Linked DNA regions of Homo sapiens: region 1 is linked to region 2. Evidence: chromatin loops called from intact Hi-C (ENCODE). Cell type or tissue: CD4-positive, alpha-beta T cell. All regions are shown on one strand.

What was found. Peaks named below come from ENCODE experiments on the same cell type or tissue, not always from the same donor. Only the 100,000 strongest peaks of a DNase experiment are listed, where the experiment ranks them.
Region 1: a loop joins it to region 2, with 1.9 times the contacts of the local background. A loop is called at or near these places in 26 of 110 quality-filtered maps.

What each region holds. Positions count from the first base shown.
Region 1 is chr12:67,022,028-67,030,027 of GRCh38, forward strand. It overlaps a transcript of GRIP1 not described here. Among named protein-coding and RNA genes, the nearest start is that of CAND1, 240 kb to the right of the region's middle. In CD4-positive, alpha-beta T cell, CTCF peaks have their summits at 3,682 (motif pointing right) and 3,885; a DNase peak (open chromatin) is centred at 3,684; H3K27me3 peaks cover 605 bases.
Region 2 is chr12:67,231,556-67,239,555 of GRCh38, forward strand. No RefSeq gene overlaps it. Among named protein-coding and RNA genes, the nearest start is that of CAND1, 34 kb to the right of the region's middle. RefSeq lists an enhancer at 5,597-6,126. In CD4-positive, alpha-beta T cell, no CTCF peak of the experiment used is centred here; no DNase peak of the experiment used is centred here.

The DNA.
Region 1 (8,000 bases), 210 kb before region 2:
CACATTTTCTTCATCCATTCATCTGTTGATAGATACTTAGGTTGATTCCCTATCTTAGCTATTGTGAATAATGCTGCAATCAACATGGGAGTGTTCTCTCATACGCTGATCTCTTCCATATACTCTATAGCTATCTGTTCCATATACTGATTTCCTCTCCTTTGGATATATATCCAATGGTGGGGGTTGCTGGATCATATGGTAGTTGTTTTTGCAATTTTTTGAGGAAACTCCATACCATTCTTTATAGTGGCTGTGCAAGTTTACATCCTATCAACAGTTACACCACAGTTTATTTATGCATTCACCTATTGCTAGACATTTGGGTTGTTTGCAGTTTCAACTCTTACAAATAAGGTTGACATTAACATTTATGTACATGTATTTTTATGTACACATGCTTTTATTTTCCTTTTATATACCTATGAGTGGAATGGTTTGATGATTTAGTAGGTAAAATTTTAACTATTCCAGAAACTACTATGTTGTTTTCCACAGTGCTTGTACCATTTTACATTCCCATCTACAATGTTTGGGAATTCTAGTTCCTTCCTGTCCTTGCCAACCCTTAGTGAGGTCAATCATTTTAATTTTAACAATTTGAATAGATTTGTATAGGTAGCTCATTGTGAGTTTAACCTGCATTTCCCTAATGACTAATAATGTTGAGTATCTTTTTTTTATTTCAACTTTTATTTTAGCTACAAGGGGTAAAGGCGCAGGTTTGTTACATGGGTATACCACGTGGTACTGAGGTTTGAGGTATGCATCCTGTCATCCAGGTAGTGAGCATAGTACCCAATAGGTAGTTTTTCCACCCACACTCCCTTCTCTCCCTCCCACCTCTAGTAGTTTATAGTGTCTGTTGTTCCCATGTTTATGCTTATGTATGCTGAGCATCTTTTTATGTGTTTGTTACCCATATATATTCTTTGCTTAAGTACCTGTTCAAACCTTTTGCCCACTTTTAAAATTTTGGTTTATTTATTATTACAGAGTTTTGAGAGTTCTTTATATATCTAGATACAGGATCAGATATATGTTTCACAATTATTTCCTCTCAGGTGGTGGCATATCTTTCAAAAAGTTGTCATTTTTAGTGTTGAGAAAGTCTAATTCATTAATTTGTGTGTGTTTAGATTATGTTTTGGGATAACTTATCTAAGAAATTTTTGCCTAACCCAAAGTCATAAAGGAGTTCTCTAGTTTTGTTACAGAATTATTACAGTTTTAGATTTTACATTTAAGTCTATGATACACTTTGAGTTAACTTTTTAATAAGATATAAAAGATAAATGGAAGCACATACTTTCCATAGGGATCTCTAATTTGTTTCCACACCATTTGTTAAAAAGATAATCCTTTCTCCACTGAATTATCTTTGCACTTTTATCAAAAAGTAGTTACCCGTAAATGTGTGGGTTTATTTCTGGATTCTCCATTCTGTTCCTTTGATTTATTTGTCTTCTTGATGCTGATACCATACTGTCTTGATTATTGCAGCTTTATGATATATGCTAAATCAGTTACCTTTGTTCTTTTTTTTTTCAGTTGTTTTTGCTATTCTAAGTCCTTTGCATTTCCATATGAAATTTATCATCAGTTTGTCAATTTCTACTAAAAAATGTCTGCTGGGATTTTATTGGGATTACATTGAATCTATAGATTAAGCAGTGGAATCCAAAACTTCCACTCTCACCCTTTCCTCCCTCCCTGTCACCCTCACACTAATAGTGGCAGATTCCAATGCCCCAGGCTCCAGCGGACCAGGAACTAGAGGGTAAGCTCAAACCAGGGGCACAGTGTCTCCTGCCAGTATATGTTTCCATGGGGACCCAAAGCTAGTTCCCTCTTTTATATTTTCTCTTCTTTTTCTTTGCTTTTCTTTGATTTTTTTTCTCTTTTCTCTTTCTTTCCTTCCTTCCATCTAAGCAGATTACAGATTAGCTCCCCCGTTTTCTTGCCACAGTCAATACCAGGACCTTCCAGCCAGGGTTCAAAGTTTCACAGCTGTTTCTCAATTCTCAGGTCCCTGCAGCAAGCAAAAAGCCCTTTTCAGACTGTTCACACTTGGGGATCTTTGAATCCTTTTTTAACAAATAGTTAAAATTATCAAAAAGAAAAAATGTTTTCCTTCCATCACTCATCACCCTCTTTTTCTTTACTTTCTATGACTCTTGAGAAAGATGAAACACAAACAAATAATCAAGATGCCCAACGCACTGCAGATTCGTGTGTATTTCTGAAGAGGAAACTGACCCTAAGGAGTTCTGGCTGGGTCCACGTTAGGAAGAACACAGGCAAGGATCTGCGGAGGGAGGACAGACCTGCAGCCATAGACACTGGGGGAAACACAACAAAATCAACTGAGTATGAAGAGGGAGAGTGTTTTAAATCAGAGCAATGAAAGAAAGTGAAGGAGAAAGAGGGGGAAACCCGGGCCAAGGCAGCATGTCTGAAATAGGACTTACTGGTTTTCTGATCCTAAAGGCCATTTGGCCGTTTACTGGACCTATTTGTAAGTCAAGGCCTGCCTATGTAATAAAGTGACTACTAAAAAAAAAATCCTACCATCTTATTTGTGTTCTAAATGCAAAGTCTAAATTATAAATTGTAGATAGGAAAAGTATTACGACCGTGATCATTTCACGTGTGGAATTCTAAACTCTCTTAGAAACTTACAAAAGATCACTAATACAAATGGCTACTCTTCCATATTTAATTTTATTTAATTCCTGGTACAATGACAAAAAAAAGATATACACACACATATTTTAGTCAAAAGATCTTTACGATAATATGTTTGTCATAATTATTCCTAGTCAGTAATTCCCCCACTAATAATGTTTAAAAACTTATCTCAATTTAAAGAAATCATGAGATTTTTCTCACTGCCATTTGTTTTTCTTTCATTTAGTCCAGGAGATCCCTTCAAAAGTCTTGGCTGAAAACTTATGCCAATTTTTGAAAGGGCTCATCTCTACTTAACTATTAGCATAAAACCCTCTATGTAGGAATAAGCAAAAAGGGCCAGGCACAGTGGCTCACACCCTGTAATACCAGCACTTTGGGGGGCCAAGGCAGGCAGATAACTTGAGGTCAGGAGTTAGAGACCAGCCTGGCCAACATGGTGAAACCTCGTCTCTACTAAAAATACAAAAAAATTAGCCAGCTGTGGTGGCAGGTGCCTGTAATCCCAGCTACTTGGGAGGCTGAGGCAGAAGAATTGCTTGAACCTGGGAGGTGGAGGTTGCAGTAAGCTGAGATCACGCCACTGCACTCCAGCCTGGGTGACAGAGCGAGACTCTGTCTCAAATACACACACACACACATACACACACACAAAGAATAAGCAAAAAGAACAATCACACAGCCTATGAAAAAAACTGCAATTTGGAGAACAGGAAACTTATTAAAAACTAAGAAAACAAGAAACTTTAAATTCTCTATTTGAATTTAAAATTATTTTGTCTTCCAGACAAGCTTACACTTTGGCCTTCTGTTTCCATAGAAATATGAGATAGAATAAATAAACGTGCATTACAGAGTCAGTCCTTTCATATGTTCATTACCTTTAGTATCTCCTCATGGACTTGAATTTCTAAGGCTAGACTATTGCCCCAGGTTTCTCTCCCCCCAGGGTTTAACTCGCAATTCCTACACCTGCCACCAGATGGTATCTTGGGTCATGACGGCGAGGGTCCTCAGCTAGGTTTACCCCAAGTGTGGATAAATGGAAGATAACAGGATCCAGGCAACGAGGCATAATATATTTAAAACAAATAAATAATTTATTAAAATTAAAAGCATAAATTATTAACTAACTTTTAATTATCATGTATAACAGTGCTTTCTCAGCACTTTAAAGTGAATTCTCAAAATACTCCTAACTAGCCAGTGGTGTTCATTTTCCTCGGGCTTTTTTTCTTCTTCTTCTTTTTGAGTTGGAGGAGTGAAGGTGCATAGTCACAGTGCTTCTTCAGCAGCATGAATCTCTCTGCTCTATTTTCCCAATTAGGAGGTTAACTCCCTGTCGGGGCTGCTTCACTCTTGTCTACTCCCTGAATACTGCCTGTAATGCAATTTAATTTTCATTGAATTATTTAAGATTATTTATTGAAAACCTTAGATGCTCTCTGTCAACTATGCTCTTTGTTTAAAAAAAAGCATTTTTCAAAAAGTTCTTATTTTAAAACATTGAAAAACATAAAGAAGAAAACAAATGTCATGCCTAATCTTACCATTCAAAGATAACACCATTAAAAGCTGCTATAATTTTCCCCATAGTTCTCATATTCTACATTTTCAGCCTTTTGTTGGGAAAATTTTTTCTCAAGCTTGTTTTCTACTTCCTTACTTTTGACTTCCATAGTGTCCCATTTTCTATTCACTCCCCTACAAAGGTTTCCTAAATGAGGTTAATAACCGTATCTCCTCCCTCAAAAGGTTGTCCTAAGGATTGAGTTAAAACACGTAGGCCCTTAGAACAATGCCTGTTACCTAGTAAGTAATCAATAAATGTTAGCTCCTGTCATTATTTCTATTGAAGCTGGCTTTCCAGCTTTTCGGCTCTCTGTAATCCTTCCTCTTCTTCATTATCCTGATGGCCTGTTTAGCTGACTGTAGTCTCACACATGTTAACATGCCCTCAAGTGCTGTTGAAAGCAGAAAAACATATTTCTAAGATGATCTCATATCTCATGGTCAATCTATTACAGAGGAAACAACTCCTCAGAAGCCCCAGAAAAATGGTGACCCCTTTCTTTTGAATAATATAATCTCTTTAAGAACCCATCACAGAGCCTTATTTTATGACAAAATAATTTCCTAATAGAGTTGTGCAGAATTTGTTGTGAATTCCCATCCAAATCTTTGCTTGTTTGTGTGTTTGTAGTTTTTTGTTGTTGTTGTTTAAAACTGGGTATCGCTCTGTCATTCAGCCTGGAGTGCAATGGCGCAATCACAGCTCACTACAGCCTCGACCTCCAGGGCTCAAGTGATCCTCCCACCTCAGCCACCTGAGTAGCTGGGAATACAGGCACACTCCACCACACAAGGCAACAGATCTTTCTTAAACAAACATTCTTGTCTGGATTGAAAGGAGAGCAGGGAGGAGGGGGAGATATCTTATCAGTAAGGACATCCAACAGCTTGCAGGGACAGTAAAGCAACCAGTGAGCACCTGAACTTCCAATGTGGATGCTATTCCTTGGGAAATGCTCAGTTTTCCAAAACCTCTGCCTGATGTGGCACCCACACTGAGAGCAACCTGCAGCACTTTCCTATCACCACACGTGGTCACTGGCTTGTGATAGTTGTCTGTGCAGGAAGCAAATGTTAGAGGTACCTTACGTAGCTGTTGAAATACAAATGCAGCCACCTACCAGTCCGTCCATCCATTCATTCATTCCATAAATATTACTTACTGAGTGTCTAATATGGGCAAAATGCCATGCTAAATACTTAGGCTATAGTGACGTGCAAAACCAGATACCATCCTGTCCCTGTAGAGTTCATAGTCTAATAGGCGAGACAAATACTAAACAAATCAGCATCAAACTGGCTATGATTAGAAGCACAGAGTGCATGAAAGCATAGATCTTTGATGATCCCTAAGGAAATAAGGAAGGAGTCAAAGTCTTCATAACAATTAGGAATTAACTAGAAAAGAGGGGCAAGAAGAATGTCAAGGCAATAGAACTAGTTCAGGGCCAGTGGTGCACATAAGGTCACTCTGGCTGCAACCCAGAAGGCATGGCATGACAAGAGTCTGGCGAGATGGAGGGGTCCACGTTCTGGACATCTGCCTTGACCTTAAAAAAACAGTTGAAACCTCTAGAAGCATTTAAGCAAAGGAAACACATGACCAGATATGCCTCTTGAAAAGATCATTTAAGTCTAGTGAGGGGAAGGAATTGGAAGAGGGCAGATGGATGTGGGTGGACCCAGGAGGCAACTCAATCTCCAGATGTGTAGGTAACATACATACTCACCAGCTGACCCTCAATCCACCCTCACCTCCAAACACTGTGTCTCTCTGGTCACCTGGATATTTTCTGGACCCAACAATATCTTCCAGGGGGAGGCATTTTTGGATGTCCTTCAATCTGGATCCACTGAGGAACCCCTATCCAAAATTCCCCTCACTTTCAGCCAAAGGGACTGTCTCCATCCCTGGTTTCTCTTATTAATACTGATTTCCCCTCCTGTTATATCCTTTTAGCAATTCCACTGGGAATTTGGGGAGAACTGGGGTTTGTGTTCACATCAACTACCAAACCCAGAGGTTTCAAATACTGCTTTTTAAAAACTGAACATTAAAATTAAAGAACAGTGTTTGAATAGAACGACTTTTAAATAGATGTATTTTTAGTAGTTTCTTCATGAGCATATTTTGGATTGAATGGATACCTGTAATTATATCAGCAATTTTCTGCATTCATGTAAGTAGAAATTGTGAAAAGATTGCTGGAAAAGGAAACAGCATCCGTGCCCATATTATTTAGTATAATGCAGAATATAGCTAGCATATCCTATAGACGTTTATGAATAGTTTTAAGAATGCTTTTTATTCAATAGCCTCTGCCTCTTCAGTATCTTTTACTAATAAGATTAAATGCTGTGATTCCCTCCTCCTTTTTCTCTATGTTTTTCGTGGCAATGATTTAAGAAGTAATAGATCTCAAAATCAGACAGCAAGGAGTACTCAGGGGAATCCCTGTGGTAACTGTATACTACAGTCCTAGGAAATGTACTTTTTACATTTTACCATACCAGCACTTTACAAATCAATTTTTAAATTAATTAAGTCAAGAGCATTTGTGGAGAACACTGGTTATAAAATTTCTCAAATTTTTATAATTGTTATTTACTGCAGCATCTAAGCACTAGAGACTTAGCCACCGTGAAGTCAACAATGAGATTCATCAGTATTATAATTTTATAAACATGAAGTCTTGGGCTTCAATATTTAATAGGTTTACATAAAATTTGATAGAGATGAAGCTGAGGTTGCAGAATCACTTGAGGCCAGGGGTTCAAGACCAGCCTGGGCAAAATAGTGAGACTGTCTCTACAAAAAAAATAAATTAAAAAAAATTTTTAGATAGGGTCTTGCTCTGTCACCCAGGCTGGAGTGCAGCGGCACAATCTCAGCTCACTGCAACCTCCGCCTCTCAAGCTCAAGAAATCTCCCACCTCAGCCTCCCGATAGCTAGCATGCCTAGCTAATTTTTTGGAGTCATGTTGTTGTTGTTATCGTTGTTATGTAGAGATGAGGTTTTGCCTCATTGCCCAGGCTAGTCTTGAACTCCTGGGCTCAAGCGATCCACCTGCCTCAGCTTCCCAAAGTGCCAGGATTACAGGCGTGAGCCATTGTGCCTGGCCAAAAAATTTTTTAAAACTGGTCAAGCATGGTGGCGCATGCCTGTAGTCCCAAGTACTTAGGAGGCTGAGGTGGGAGGATCACCTGAGCCCAGGATTTTGAGGTTGCAGTATGCTATGACTGTGCTATTGCCCTCTAGCCTAGGCAACAGAGCAAGACCCTGACTCAAAAAAAAAAAAAAAAAAAAGCCAAATAATGAACTTTTGGTAAATCCAGAAGTTGATACATTTTTATTATTAAACCAAAATCTTGGCAACGATATAACATTGCTTTGACTTTTCCAACTGTTTTTGGAATAAAAATCCCACAAAAGCAATAACGGACATGTGCTAGTCATGTTGATGGAAACCTTAACTAGTGATACTGCAGGCAATATCTAGCAATGGTGTTTCTATTTTAGTATTTTTTTGTATTTTTGTATTTGAAGACATTCAAGTTCTTCAAATAGGAATTGCTTAGATGTTTTTATCTACTAATGTCCAATAAAAATAATATTAAAAAAAATCGGCCTGGCGCGGTGGCTCACGCCTGTAATCCCAGCACTTTGGGAGGGCCAAGGCGGGTGGATCACGAGGTCAGGAGATGGAGACCATCCTGGATAACATGATGAAACCCC
Region 2 (8,000 bases):
CGTTCTCAGATCTCAAATTTTGTGCTGGGAGAACCACTACTCTCATCAAAGCTGTCAGACAGGGATGTTTAATATTTATTTTTCAACATTTAAAACACAGAAGGGAAAATTCAGATACCAAATGAAAGCTATTACTGTGTACATATTCTACTGAGTGTCATAAATTGAAATTAGTCCTAGGAACTAACAATGTACAAAAAGCATGTCCTGCCAACTCTGTGGTTATATTTAGCTCCTCAATATAAACCAAGGAATTATTTTTCCACTGTTTTCAATTCCTCTATGTTTCATACAAATAATTCTCTAAAAATACACATTTCAAAGTATCCTGACTCTAAAAATGCCACTCAAATGACCTTTCATTGAAATTTTAAGTCTCCTACTGATACTAATTTAGACTAAAAAAAAACACAAAGTTGTAGTGTTGGGAAATAGAGAAGGCATTGAACCTTCCTGAGAGTTTATCAGCTAAGACATTCATGGTATTTGTAAAATTTCTATCTTTCTAAGCCTAAAATAGGATATAACCAAGCACAATTGCAAATCAAGTGAAGTCTGTCTTCATAGCTCCTCTTTCTAGTAATTAAAGTCTAGTATGCTGAAGAATTCTGCTTGTCGTACCAGCAAACTGAGCAGTGTTGGAGACTGGAATGGGATACTCGAGGGCTGAGGTTGTATCTAAAAGAAGTGACAGAGTTCTGTACTTAAAGATATTTTGCAGTATCTTAAGATACATCCTTTTGAGAAGTTGACCATAGACTCAAGCAACTCTTGAGGACTAAGATCTGTACAGATAATGAATTTCTGGAGAAGCCAAACACAGTGGTTAGAAGTGTGGGCTCTAGAGAAAGATTGCCTCACTAGAATCTTAGTGTTACAACTTGTTTGCTGTGGACCTTGGGGGAAATTATTTAAACTCTCTGAGCCTTGTTTCTTCATTTGTAAACTTCAATGATAATAATACTTATCTTTTAGGGTTGTTATCAGAATTCAGTGAGTTAGTGTTTGCAAAGAGTAATAGTGCCTGAATCAAAGTATGTGTTATTTAGGTCACTTAAAAATAAGTAAGTAAGTAAACCAACCATCCAACTAGTCTAATTCTACTTCTGGTAATGACAGATGAAGTTATTGCTGAACATAGCTCAAGTAAGCCAGAGGACACTTTTGAAAAATTCTTCTTAGAAGCACTGAAGATTTAATCAGATAGTGATGAACTACTAGGCTGATATCTAGGTAGTGGAAGAAATTCAGAACTATGGGCCTGGGATTTGATGCCAATTTTTCAGAGTCCAGAGCTCAGTAGATGTGGAGACTCTTACCACTCCTTCCTTGTTTTGGGATTCCTCTTTGTGTAAGAATATAACCAAAATAAACCGGCCCTCACATGGAAAAATGCCTGGTTTTAGGTCATCTGGGTATTCTCCCAAATCCTGAGGCTTAAAAAAGATAAAGAGTATTATTGAAGTGCCTTCAGACACCTCACAGAAAGAATAAAAAATATCCAAAGGAAGATAGAATTATGTAAGTCTTCAAAATTGTCTTTTAGACATATTTTCAAAGAGAATGACTAGCACATCCTTAAAGACAATAAGCCACATAATGACACAAGTCAGATAAGTGAAATAGCAGAAAGAAAACCAAGAGGACTCCAAATGCTAGAATTATCAGATAAAGACTGAAAAACCATGATGTCTACAATGCTCGTTTTATGTTTATTTCAAATATAAAGACCATGTTTGAAGATTTAAGCAGAAAACTAGAAACCATAAGAAGTTATATCAAAGATTTAAGAAAGAATTAAATAAAAATTATAGAATTTAAACATACAATAACAAAAATTAAGAACTTGAAAGCATTAGAAAGCAGATTAGATATAACAAAAAAGAAAATTAGTGAACTAGAAAATAGAACAGAAAAATATCAAAATTAAGCACAGGGGAACAAAATCATGGAAAATAGAGGAAGTAATGACAAGACACATAAAGGAGAGAGATTGTCTAATGTATAATCATGAACTGCATAACAACATTTTGGCCAAGGATGGACCTCCTATCCAATGATGGTCTCATAAGATTATAATGTGTATTTTCACTATATCTTGTCTATATTTAGATATGCTTATATACACAAATATCATTGTGTTAAAATTGCCTACAGTATTCAGTAAAGTAACATACTTTGCAGTTTTATAGCTTAGGAGCAATAAGCTATACCATATAGCCTAGGTGGCAGTAGGCTTATATAAACTAGGTTTGTGTAAGTACACTCTATAATATTTGTAGAGTGATGAAACGACCTAATGGGGAATTTCTCAGAATGTGTTCTCGTTGTTAAGCCATATATGACTACTTAGTTAAATTCCCAGAAGAAAAGAAAAAAAAGATAATTGAATAGAAGCAACTTTGAAGAGATAATGGCACAGAATTTTCAAAATTGGTGGTGAAAAACAGAGATTTATAGATTTAACAAGTCTAAAGCACCATGAGCAGCATAATTTTTTTAAACCCACACTTAGATATACAATAATGAAGCTGCATATAGTGGCAAAGACAAAGAGAAAAATCTTACAGCAGCCAGAGAAGGAATACTGCCTTCAATGGAAACAATTATATGGGTTGTTTCCAATACCTTTCACAGCTATAAGAAAAACCAGAAGACAATAAAATAATATTATTTCAATGAATGGAAAGAACAAAACTTCTGAGTAAGAATTCCATACCCAGCAGTAACAACTCAAGAATGAAAGCAAAGTACAGGGTCACAACTAGGGTGAGGCAAGCAAGACACTCAGCATGCAAAGTTGAAGAAGGAAATCACTGTCAGAAGCCAGTCCTGCAAGTGCACAAGCTTGAGAGTGCATGCCTTCTTATATTTTACACACTAGGCAACTCGCTTGCCTTACCCTAGTGCTTTCACTGGCAAACTAAAGGCATTTTCTTTTTTTGGTCTTAACTTTTATTTTAGGTTCAAGGGTACACATGCAGGTTTGTTACATGAGTAAACTCATGTCATGGGGGTTTGTCGTACAGATTATTTTGTCACCCAGGTACTAAGCCTAGTACCCAGTAGTTATTTTTTCTGCTCCTCTCCCTCCTTTCACCCTTTACCCTTAAGTAGACCCCAGTGTCTGTTGTTTCCTTCTTTGTGTTCATAAGTTCTCATCATTTAGCTCTCACTTACATGTGAGAATATACAGTATTTGGTTTTCTGTTCCTGGATTAGTTGCTAAGGATCATGGCCTCCAGCTCCATCTGTGTTCCCACAAAAGACTTGTTCCTTTTTATGGCTGCGTAGTATTCCATGGTGTATATGTACCACAGTTTCTTTATCCTATGAAACTTCAGGTTCAACCTCACAGGGATAGTTTATAGAAGTAAGGTTCAAGTTAAAATTATCCAAATTTTTGAAATTGGACTAAAGCAATACCATATTCCTAGTGTCTTTAGCTGCCTATAGAAGCAAATTTATCTCCATTCTGGGGGAAGATAATATTTTCCTAGATGCCACATTATTTTTTATAGTTTTTTGTATACAATGTTCTGCACACAAGCAAAAATAACCAAACACACAAAGAGACAAGACAACAGAAATAAAAACAAGACAAACAATAAAAAACAGAAACATAACCACAGGGGAAGAAGTTAATAGCATTATCCAATGTAAGCTTCAAAATAACTATCCTTAACATATTCAAGAAGATAAAAGACAAAACTGAGAATTTTGTCAGAGAAGTGAAAAATTATAACAGAAAGTAAAAAAAAAATAACTAAAATTAAGGACTCATTAGATGGGTTTAACTGCAGACAAGATGAGTCTGAAGAAAGAAGTAGTAAACTGGATGATCAGTCAGGAGCAGATATTTAGGATGAAGCACAAAGAAGTGCATGGATGGGAATTGCAAAAGAGAAGGTAAGAAAAACAGGGAACACAGTAAGAATATCTAACATACATGTAATTGGAGTCCTAGAAGAAATAAAGACAGAAAATAGAACAAGAGCAATATCTGAAGAGAAATTAGCTGTGAATGTTTCCAAATCTTACAAAAGACATCAAGCCAAATATTTAAGAAGTTCAATGACTCTGAAGTCAAATTAATTAAAATAAATTCAGATTTTGCCACATTGAGGTGAAATCCCATAGAACCAAAGAAGAAAAATCTTAAAATAGTCATAGGGCAAAAAAATACAGTCAACTCAAAAGCCCTACAGCTGGCTACTCAACAGAAACAATGAAAACCAAAAGACTATGAAACCGTATCCTCAAAGAGATTAAAAAAAAAAAAGACTAACAATCTAAAATTCTCTACCAGAAGAAAATACCTTTCAGCAATGTAGGTAAAATCAAATGACATTAAGACAAATGAAGGATGAGTCATCTGTCACCAACAGATCCACACTCATAGAAATACAAAGAATGTTCTTCAGGCCAGAGTAAAATAACCACAGACGCTCTAAAGTGTAGGAAGAAATAAGAACAATGTAAAGGAAAATGTCTAGGTATATCTAAATGAACATTGAGAGTATAAAATAGTAATAATGACTTTTTTTTTTTTTTGAGACTAAGTCTCACTCTGTCTCCCAGGCTGGAGTGTGGTGGCATGATCTCGGCTCACTGCAACCTCTGCCTCCTGAGTTCAAGTGATTGTCCTGCCTCAGCCTCCCAAGTAGCTGGGATTACAGGCAAGTGCCACCATGCCTGGCTAATTTTTGTATTTTTTGTAGAGATGGAGTTTCACCATGTTGGCCAGGCTGGTCTCAAACTCCTGACCTCAGGTGATCCACCCACCTCGGCCTCCCAAAGTGCTGGGATTATAGGATGTGTGCCACTGTGCCTGGCCATGATAATGAAATCTTATGATGATTAAAAATTATATAGAGTTAAAATACTTAACAATCAACATGAAAGTTTGGAGGAAATTAAATGGAATTAAATTTTTCTAATGACCTTATATTTTCCAGGAAAAGGAAAAAAGTATCAAGTTTTATAAGTCAAGGAAGCATGTTATAATAATTAGGGTCACCAATAAGAGGAATACAAATATGTATAACTACCAAACTAATAAAGTTGCTGAAATGGAATATCGAAAAATTTGGTGTAACAAGATGGGCAAATAGAAAACAAATAGAAGATTAAATCCCGTATCCAATCAGGAGAAAGGAACGACACCGTATTTTGAACAGGGAAGGTTTTATATAAAGAATATTTAACTACTGAATAGAGAGTACCTACTGAACGGTAAAGGGAACCGTAAAGAAAGTCAGAAGAGTAGATGAAGGGAATATCCTTTACCTCTAGGACTAGAGGCCGGTCATTCAAAATACAAAAATATCTGGACACTCTCCCTTTTCCCTAGGGCTTAAATCCAGTCTCATTGGAAAGGTTGTGGGCATGGCTCACAGGATGGCAGACAAGTTTGGTAAGGTGCCCCAATAACAGGTCTTACTGGGAAGCCTCCCCTTAAGTCCTAGAGAAAGCTATTCCCGGGGAGGTGTTACATATTTTTGACCTCTTCATCCTCCTTTGTCTTTCTAGTGGCCTTTACTGATAAAATGTAGCACTCTGTCTACCAGTTGTCAGAGAAAAAATTTTCTAATGTCACAAGCATGGCAGTGAAGGGTGGCTTTGGGGCAGAGAAGCTGCTATGCTTAGGATACTTGTCCCCCCAAATCTCATGTTAAAATTTGATCACCAGTGTGGTAGTGTTGAGAGACAGGGCCTAATGGGTGGTGTTTGGGCCATGGGAGCAGATTCCTCATAAATAGATTAGTGACTTCCCTGGGAGTGGGGGATGAGTTCTCACTCTATTAATTCCTGTAAGAGCTGATTGTTAAGAAGAGCCTGGCACCGCCCCTACCCCTCTTGCTTTCTCTCCCGCTGTGTGATCTCTGCACATACAGGCTCCCCTTTGTCTTCCACCACGAGTAGAAATAGCCTGAGGCCCTCACCGGATGCCCAATATTGAACCTTCCAGCCAGCAGAATCATAAGCCAAATAAACTTCTTTTCTTTATAAGCTACCTAGCCTTAGGTATCCCTTTACAGCAACACTAAATGGACTAGAACTGAGGTGATGTAACTGGTGTAAACTAATGAATCAGTAATTGAATTGAATATAAACAAAGTGATCCCCTTAAAAGGCAAAGATTTTCATGAAATCACAACTAGATGCTACTTGCAAAAAAGTACATCTAAGAAATAAAGACATAGAAGATATAAAAACAAATGTATGTAAAATGATAAACTGAACAAGAATCTAATAAATGGTGGCCTTACCTCATTAATACCAAACAGATACTTAGACATACTATTACTAGAAATAAGAGTAGACATTTCACTTTGATAAGTTCAATTCACAAAGATTGTATAACAAATAAAAAATTGTATGTATCTAATAAGTTAGCCTCAAAATATATGGATGCAAAAATTGATGAAGTTACAAAGTGAAATGGACAAATCCATAATTATATTGTAACATACATTTTCCAGTAACTTATTAAATTAGCAGATAAAAATCAGTAAGGATATAGAAGATTTGTGGGTTTGTTGCAACGATAGACACATAGGTCTCTGGAACCATAAAGAGAACTAACATACCCACATGTATACTAACACTTGATTTATCACATACATAGCATTGGAGTTTAATGAGGGAAAGATGGTTTTTTCAGTAAATGTTGTGGAACAAAGAAAAACACTAATGTAAAGAAAATGAACAATACAGTGGACTAATATTAAAATTATGAACTTCTGTACATCAAAATACATTAATAAGAGACTAAAAGACAAGATACGGAGTGGTAGAAGTTATTTGCATAGCATTTATATTACATATACTGATGAAGAGATTAGATCCAGAGCATTATAAAAAAGACAACTAAATAATAAAAGGTCCAAAATCTTAAACACATAAGAAGAAAATCTTTCTTCACATAGGAAGAAAAGCAAATGGCTGATAAAAGTGTTCAACCTTATTAGTAATTGGGGAACATGTGATTTAAACTAATGTGAGATACAAAATACCCACTTGAGTAGCTAAAATTAATAGTCTGACAATAACTGAAAGTGGTGCAAAAGCAACGGTCATTCATTGCAAATTAGACTGTACACTGGCATAACCACTTTGGAAAACAGGTGTGATCTAGAACGAATGAAGATACATAAGTCGTATGACCCAGTTGAATACCCAGTTGTTTTCTTTCCCTAAGTATCTACTCTATAGAAATGCAGACTTACTTGTATCAAAAGATATACATAAGAATTTCCAAAGCAGCATTTTGTGTAGTAGCCAAATGTCTATTAATAATAGGGTGGATTTAAAAAAGAAAATCTGACATATTTATTTAACTGAATGTTATACAGTAATGGAAAGTAATTAACTACAACTCATATTTACAATGTGGATAGTTGAAATAATGGAATGATGAGTAGAAGAAACAAGCTAGAATAGAATAACATAAAGTTCAAAACCAGGCTAAATGAAACAATAATGTTTCGGATGCATACTTTTGTAGTTTATATATATATAAATAAACTACAGTTTATAAACTAAAGTTTATTAACTAAACTTTATAACTAAACTGTAGTTTATTTATATATATAAACTACAAAAGTATGCATATATATATATGAACAGCAACAAAATGAAAACCGTACAAGTCAAGAATGTGGGAATGCCTTAGGGAGGAAGAGGTTGTGATTCAGTGGAGCATCTGGGGATTTCCGGGGTGATGGCAATATTCCATTTCTATATCTGGGTAAGAGTTACATGAATGCTTTTTAATAATTCACTTAGCTGAACATATATGTTTTTGCACTTTTCAAAAGGTATGTAATATTTCATAACAAAACAGCTTCAAATCCAAAAAATAAACAATTCTAACATAGTGAAGTAATTCTAACAAAGGTGACACATTGTGCTGGATATTTCCCGTTTCTTCTCCCTTTTAATGCTGATAAAAATACTGCAGTTCGCATAATCATATATTCCAGCATTACCATCTC